2 separate regions of the Homo sapiens genome follow, and region 2 is linked to region 1. Evidence: read pairs that join two places in POLR2A ChIA-PET (ENCODE). Cell type or tissue: GM12878. All regions are shown on one strand. Links, peaks and the distances in the headings refer to the core of each region. The heading gives the core; the rest is flanking DNA.

Region 1 (2,802 bases), core at 218-2,717:
CCCATGGCCACCGGGGGCCTTTGAGCAGCGTTCACATCGCGCCAGTGCACCACCCCTACTCCTAAACCCGGGACCTGGTCCTGGGGGGAAGTCATTTGGAATTCGGAAAAGGCCTGGGCCCCTGCGGAATGGTCGTGGATATGACCTCCGAGTTAGGCCCTTTGTCATGGCTTCTTTCTTCTCACTGAGCACCAAGGTGCTAGAAGGAGAAGGCTAGAAGGAGAAGGAAGTTGAGGTTCTGGGCATGAAGCTGCAGTTGCGGCTACTCGGGAGTTATTCTGGTCTAGCAGAAAGGCGAAGGAGCCCTGGGTCATCTCGGGAAGGTCATCAAATCTCTGCCCACATTTCCTCACCTGTAATATGGGTATGTTATTTGAGTTAAACACAGGATTCCTCTAAAGGTTGAAATGCCTTAAAATTTTGTGCGGGAAGCATACAAACTTTTAAAAAGTTTTTTTCCCCATAATGCCTTAGAACTGGAAAAGATGTAGAAATCACCTTGGCCCATCCCCCCTCATTTTCATAAGGAAAACTGAAGCCAGAGAGATTAAATCGCTTCCCAAGATGACAGTGAGTTAGTGGGAAGGTCAGGATTTGAACTCAGGCCATGGCCGTTTCTTTTGGTGATTTTTTTTTTTTTTTTTTTTTTTTTTTGAGACGGAGTCTTGCTCTATCCTCCAGGCTACAGTGCAGTAGCGCGATCTTGGCTCACCGCAACCTCCACCTCCCTGGCTCAAGTGACTCTTCTGCCTCAGCCTCCTGAGTAGCTGGGACTACAGGCGTGTGCCACCATGCCAAGCTAATTTTTGTATTTTTAGTAGAGACAGGGTTTCACCATGTTGGCTAGGCTGGTCTCCAACTCCTGAGCTCAAGTGATCCGCCCACTTTGGCCTCCCAATGTGCCTGGTTTATAGGCTTGAGCCACCACGCCTGGCCTTTTTGGAGATTATACCTTCTGAAGCTCAGGAAAATCTAGGATATGTCTCCTTGCACCTGGGGCTCAAACTGTTGGTGACAGGTAATCTCCATATGGGGACATTGGCCAGGCATGGTGGCTCACGCCTGTAATCCCAGCACTTTGGGAGGTCGAGGCAGGCGGATCACCTGAGCTCAGGAGTTTGAAACCAGCCTGGTCAATGTGGTGAAACCTCGTCTCTAGTAAAAACACAAAATTAGCTGGGCATGGTGGCGCATGCCTGTAATCGCAGCGACTTGGGAGGCTGAGGCAGGAGAATCGCTTGAATCTGGGAGGCGGAGGTTCCCTGAGCCAGCCGAGATTGTGATTGCATTCCAGCCTGGACAACAAGAGTGAAACTCCATCTCAAAAAGCAAACAAAAAATAAAATAATAAAAATAAAGGCCAGGCACGGTGGCTCACGCCTGTAATCCCAGCACTTTGGGAGGCCGAGATGGGCGGAGAGGTCAGGAGATCAAGACCATCCTGGCTAACACAGTGAAACCCCGTCTCTACTAAAAATACAAAAAATTAGCCAGACGTGGTGGTGGGCGCCTGTAGTCCCAGCTACTCGCGAGGCTGAGACAGAAGAATGGTGTGAACCCGCGAGGCGGAGCTTGCAGTGAGCCGAGATTGCACCACTGCACTCCAGCCTGGGCGACAGAGCAAGACTCCGTCTCAAAAAATAATAATAATAAAAAACAAAAAAATAAAAATAAAATAAATAAAGATTGGGGACATTGGCAACAGTTGAACTAAAGATGGGAAACGGAGACTTGTGCCTTGGGGAGAGCTGAGTCTCCCCGCTGCATGGGTCTTGTGCCTTGAGGCTCTTGCTTTAATGTAGTATCTGACTACATTGGACAGGATGGTCCAAAGTAAGTCCCTGGGAGCCAAGCATTCAGCCACTCTCCAAAATACCATCTCTTCTGAAGCCAGCAAAGCTGGTGAGCCTGGAGCTAAGCAAGAAAACTGTTTAGCTTCCCTAAAGCAGGGAAATGGGACTCTAGTCCTGCCTCTATCCGTGTGGTGCTGTTTCCTTTGAAAGGGATAACAGAAAAGTGGGGGAAAAGATCCAGGAAGGAAAACGTGAATGAATCCTTTGGAAATGATTTGAGACAGCTAGAGCAGAAGACATTTGCTGGGTACCTGCTGTTTCCATGTTCTGTCCTGGGGCTGGAGATGAAAAAGCTGAGTTAGGCAGGCCTTGTCCCTGCATTCAAGGAGCTTGTAGAAGAGAAGGGAAGAGAGGGATGTGATGTGTAAGTGAGTATTTCACTGCAGCATAATGAGGTCCTAATAAGAATCTGAGCAGAGTGCAGAGGGAACTCGCAGGAGCAACTCTGGAAATTAGTTGAAAACAGCAGGATTCTAGCCTGGGAGCACTTCTAGAACTCTGCCAAGTTGGCCGTGGCCACTACCTTTGTTGGAAACAAAGCATAAGGGAGTGAAAGTGTCTAAAGAAAGGTGGGGGCTGGGTGCAGTGACCCACGCCTGTAATCCCAGCATTTTGGGAGGCCGAGGCAGGCAGATCACGAGGTCAGGAGATTGAGACCAGCCTGACCAATATGGTGAAATCTTGTCTCTACTAAAAATACAAAAATTAGCCGGGCATGGTGGTGCATGCCTGTAATCCCAGCTACTCAGGAGGCTGAGGCAAGAGAATCGCTTGAACCCAGGAGGCGGAGGTTGCAGTGAGCTGAGATCATGCCATTGCACTCCAGCCTGGGTGACAGAATGAGACTCCATCTCAAAAAAAAAAAAAAAGAAAGAAAAGAAACGTGGGTCAGGCATGGTGGCTCATGCCTGTAATCCCAGCACTTTGGGAGGCCAAGGTGGGTGGATCG
Region 2 (2,802 bases), core at 131-2,630, 530 kb after region 1:
AGGGCCTCAGACAATTAATTCCACCAAAACCCAGCTTCTCTCCTTCTCTTGCCTGCACTCTCCTCTCCGGTGGCTGCATCCTCAGGCAGGCTCCCCTCCTAGTCCCACATCCAGGATGACACCTTAACAGTTTGGGAACTCCAACAGAAAGGGCACACCTATTACCACATTCCCGGTAGATTCTAGCCAAAGTCCTGTGGAGGGCTCTCATTGGCCCAGCTGGAGTCATCAGGCCAAGCCAGTAGGATATACTGATTGGCCAGGCTGACGTGGCAGGGCCACCCCTGGTGTTCCAGGCTTGAGAAGTCAGTCCCACATTGGCATGAGTTTCCTGGCTGAATTGAGAAAAGTGGCTCTCCAAAGCCGTGTCAGGCTGCTGTAAGTGGATGATTTTCCCCAGGCAAAGATTACAGATGTCTACTGCAAAAGGCAGTGTTTTTGATGTCTTTTTTTTTGGCTCTTTCATGCCAGGAAGCTGCTATTATGCCAAACGCATCTGTGGCTCAGGCCATACAGGACCAAACGAAAAGCCAAAGTTGTTTACATCTTTCCTATGATCTTGTTTTTGTGGGCGCCCAAAAAATTATATTACAAACCCTCCAACTAGTCCCAAGTCCATACCTCTAACTACCCCCTTTTTCTAACACAAAGCCAATATTTCCCCTGCCCTAAATTAACCCAAGGCTAGGTACTACAGAACCCCTAGAGATACCGCTAATCTCCAAAACCCACCAGAATTATTCAGACCACCCAGTCCCAAACTTTCCCTGCACTGCCTTGCCTTCCCTGCTGAAACGCTAATAAAGGTTCTCGTTTAAGCTTTCCCTTCACTCCCTTCTGCCTCCTGACCAAACCTGGTGCTTCTTCTCCATGTGGCCCTGCATGGCGTGGTGTGTCCCTCCTCTCAGGAAATGTGGATAAATTATTCCTTCAAAGCCACTAGTCTCTCTGTCATCAGTCAGTCGCTTCTATAAATTAAAATCCTACAGGTACAACTGAGAGAGGGGCTGCTGCGACTGAGTTTTCAGTCCTGGAAAACCACACTTTTTTTTTCTGTCTCTGCAAGGCTTTGGCAGTCTCTCCTCTCCACCCCCTTATTAATGCTGGCCTCTGTTTCACAGGTACCTCTCTACACGAGCAGGTGCAAATTGTCACTGATGGGGGAAACATGAAACAAACTCAGATGCCTCCAGGGACACGTGAGAAGCCACACTTGTTTCAGCCTATTGTTCTCTTGAGGGAATGTGGGCCCTGTGATGATGCTAGATCTTTCTTTTCTTTCTGTACCTTCCTCTCTTCTTCCCTCTCTCCTTCCTTCCCTCCTTCTCTCCTTCCCTCACACCCTCCCTCCCTTTCTTCTTTCCTCTTTTTTAAGAAAAACTGAAAATCTATTTCTGTTTTGATTGGAGCTTTTGTGTGTGTGTAAAATATGTTGTGTGTGTGTTTTTTTTTTCCACAGCAACTGCTTTTTGTGTGTGTGGTAAAATATGTATGAAATAAACTGCCATTTTAACCTTTTTATGAGTAGAACTCAATGGCATTAATTACATTCAAAATGCTGTACAGCCATTGCCACAATTTCTAAACTTTTTCATCCCCCCAAATGGAAACTATGAACCCAGTAAGCAATAATTCCTCATTCTTCCCTCCTTCCTACTCTCAGTTCCTGAAACCTCTAATCTACTTTCTGTCTCTATGAATTTGCCTATTCAAAATCTTTCATATAAATGGAGTCAGATCGTATTTGTTTTTTTGTGTTGGCATATTTGACTCAGAATGTTGTAGCATGTGTCAGAGCTTCACTCCTTTTCATGGCCGAATGATACTCCACTGTATGGATATACTACTTTTTTTTTTTTTTTTTTTGAGATGGAGCCTCGCTCTGTTGCCCAGGCTGGAGTGCAGTGGCACGATCTTGGCTCACTACAACCTCCACCTGCCAGGTTCAAGCAATTCTCCTGCCTCAGCCTCCCGAGTAGCTGGGGTTACAGGAACACGCCACCATGCCCGGCTAACTTTTTTGTATTTTTAGTAGAGACAGGGTTTCACTATGTTGGCCAGGCTGGTCTGGAACTCCTGACTTCAAGTGATCCACCCACCTCAGCCTCCCAAACTGCTGGGATTACAGGTGTGGGCCACTGTGCCCAGCTTATTAGATATACCACATTTTGTTTATTCATTCATCTGTTAATGAACATGTGGGTGAAATATGTCAATTTTTACTTGTTGCAAAAACAAAACACACCTTTTTTTTTTTTTTTTTTTTTTGAGACGGAGTCTCGCTCTGTGCCCCAGGCTGGAGTGCAGTGGCGCGATCTCGGCTCACTGCAAGCTCCACCTCCCAGGTTCATGCCATTCTCCTGCCTCAGCCTCCCGAGTAGCTGGGACTACAGGCGTGTGCCATGACACCTGGCTAATTTTTGTATTTTTAGTAGAGACGGCGTTTCACCATGTTAGCCACGATGGTCTCAATGTCCTGACCTCGTGATCTGCCTGCCTCGGCCTCCCAAAGTGCTGGGATTACAGGCATGAGCCACCGCGCCTGGCCAAAACACATCATTGTTAAATAACTCCTCAGGCTACCCTTCTCTATGGGAAAATGCAGAGTAAATCAACAGATTTTTAATAGCAAAATGGCCAAGGAAAAAGCAGGATAGAGACAACGCAAAGATACAAACAATCTACCAAATGAATAAAGCCACTAATGTTACTTAGGCTCAAACAGTATCCCCCAAAGTGAGAGGCTGGATACTCACAACTCGATAAAGGGTGACATTCACCTGATATTGTTGCTGTCTCACA

The links. ChIA-PET counts read pairs that join two places held together with the same protein. Peaks named below come from ENCODE experiments on the same cell type or tissue, not always from the same donor. Only the 100,000 strongest peaks of a DNase experiment are listed, where the experiment ranks them.
Region 2: POLR2A ChIA-PET joins it to region 1 with 10 read pairs; 3 of 35 experiments call an interaction of 5 or more read pairs at or near these places.

Annotation. Positions count from the first base shown.
Region 1 is chr15:90,185,298-90,188,099 of GRCh38, forward strand. It overlaps a transcript of SEMA4B not described here. Among named protein-coding and RNA genes, the nearest start is that of SEMA4B, 15 kb to the right of the region's middle. RefSeq lists a silencer at 1-36. In GM12878, for the core only: no CTCF peak of the experiment used is centred there; no DNase peak of the experiment used is centred there; H3K4me3 peaks cover 998 bases; H3K27ac peaks cover 188 bases.
Region 2 is chr15:90,710,387-90,713,188 of GRCh38, forward strand. It overlaps CRTC3-AS1 (CRTC3 antisense RNA 1), which reads right to left. Exons shown (of 4, transcript NR_120372.1): 2 at 2,781-2,802. Among named protein-coding and RNA genes, the nearest start is that of CRTC3-AS1, 5.4 kb to the right of the region's middle. In GM12878, for the core only: no CTCF peak of the experiment used is centred there; a DNase peak (open chromatin) is centred at 1,196; H3K27ac peaks cover 528 bases.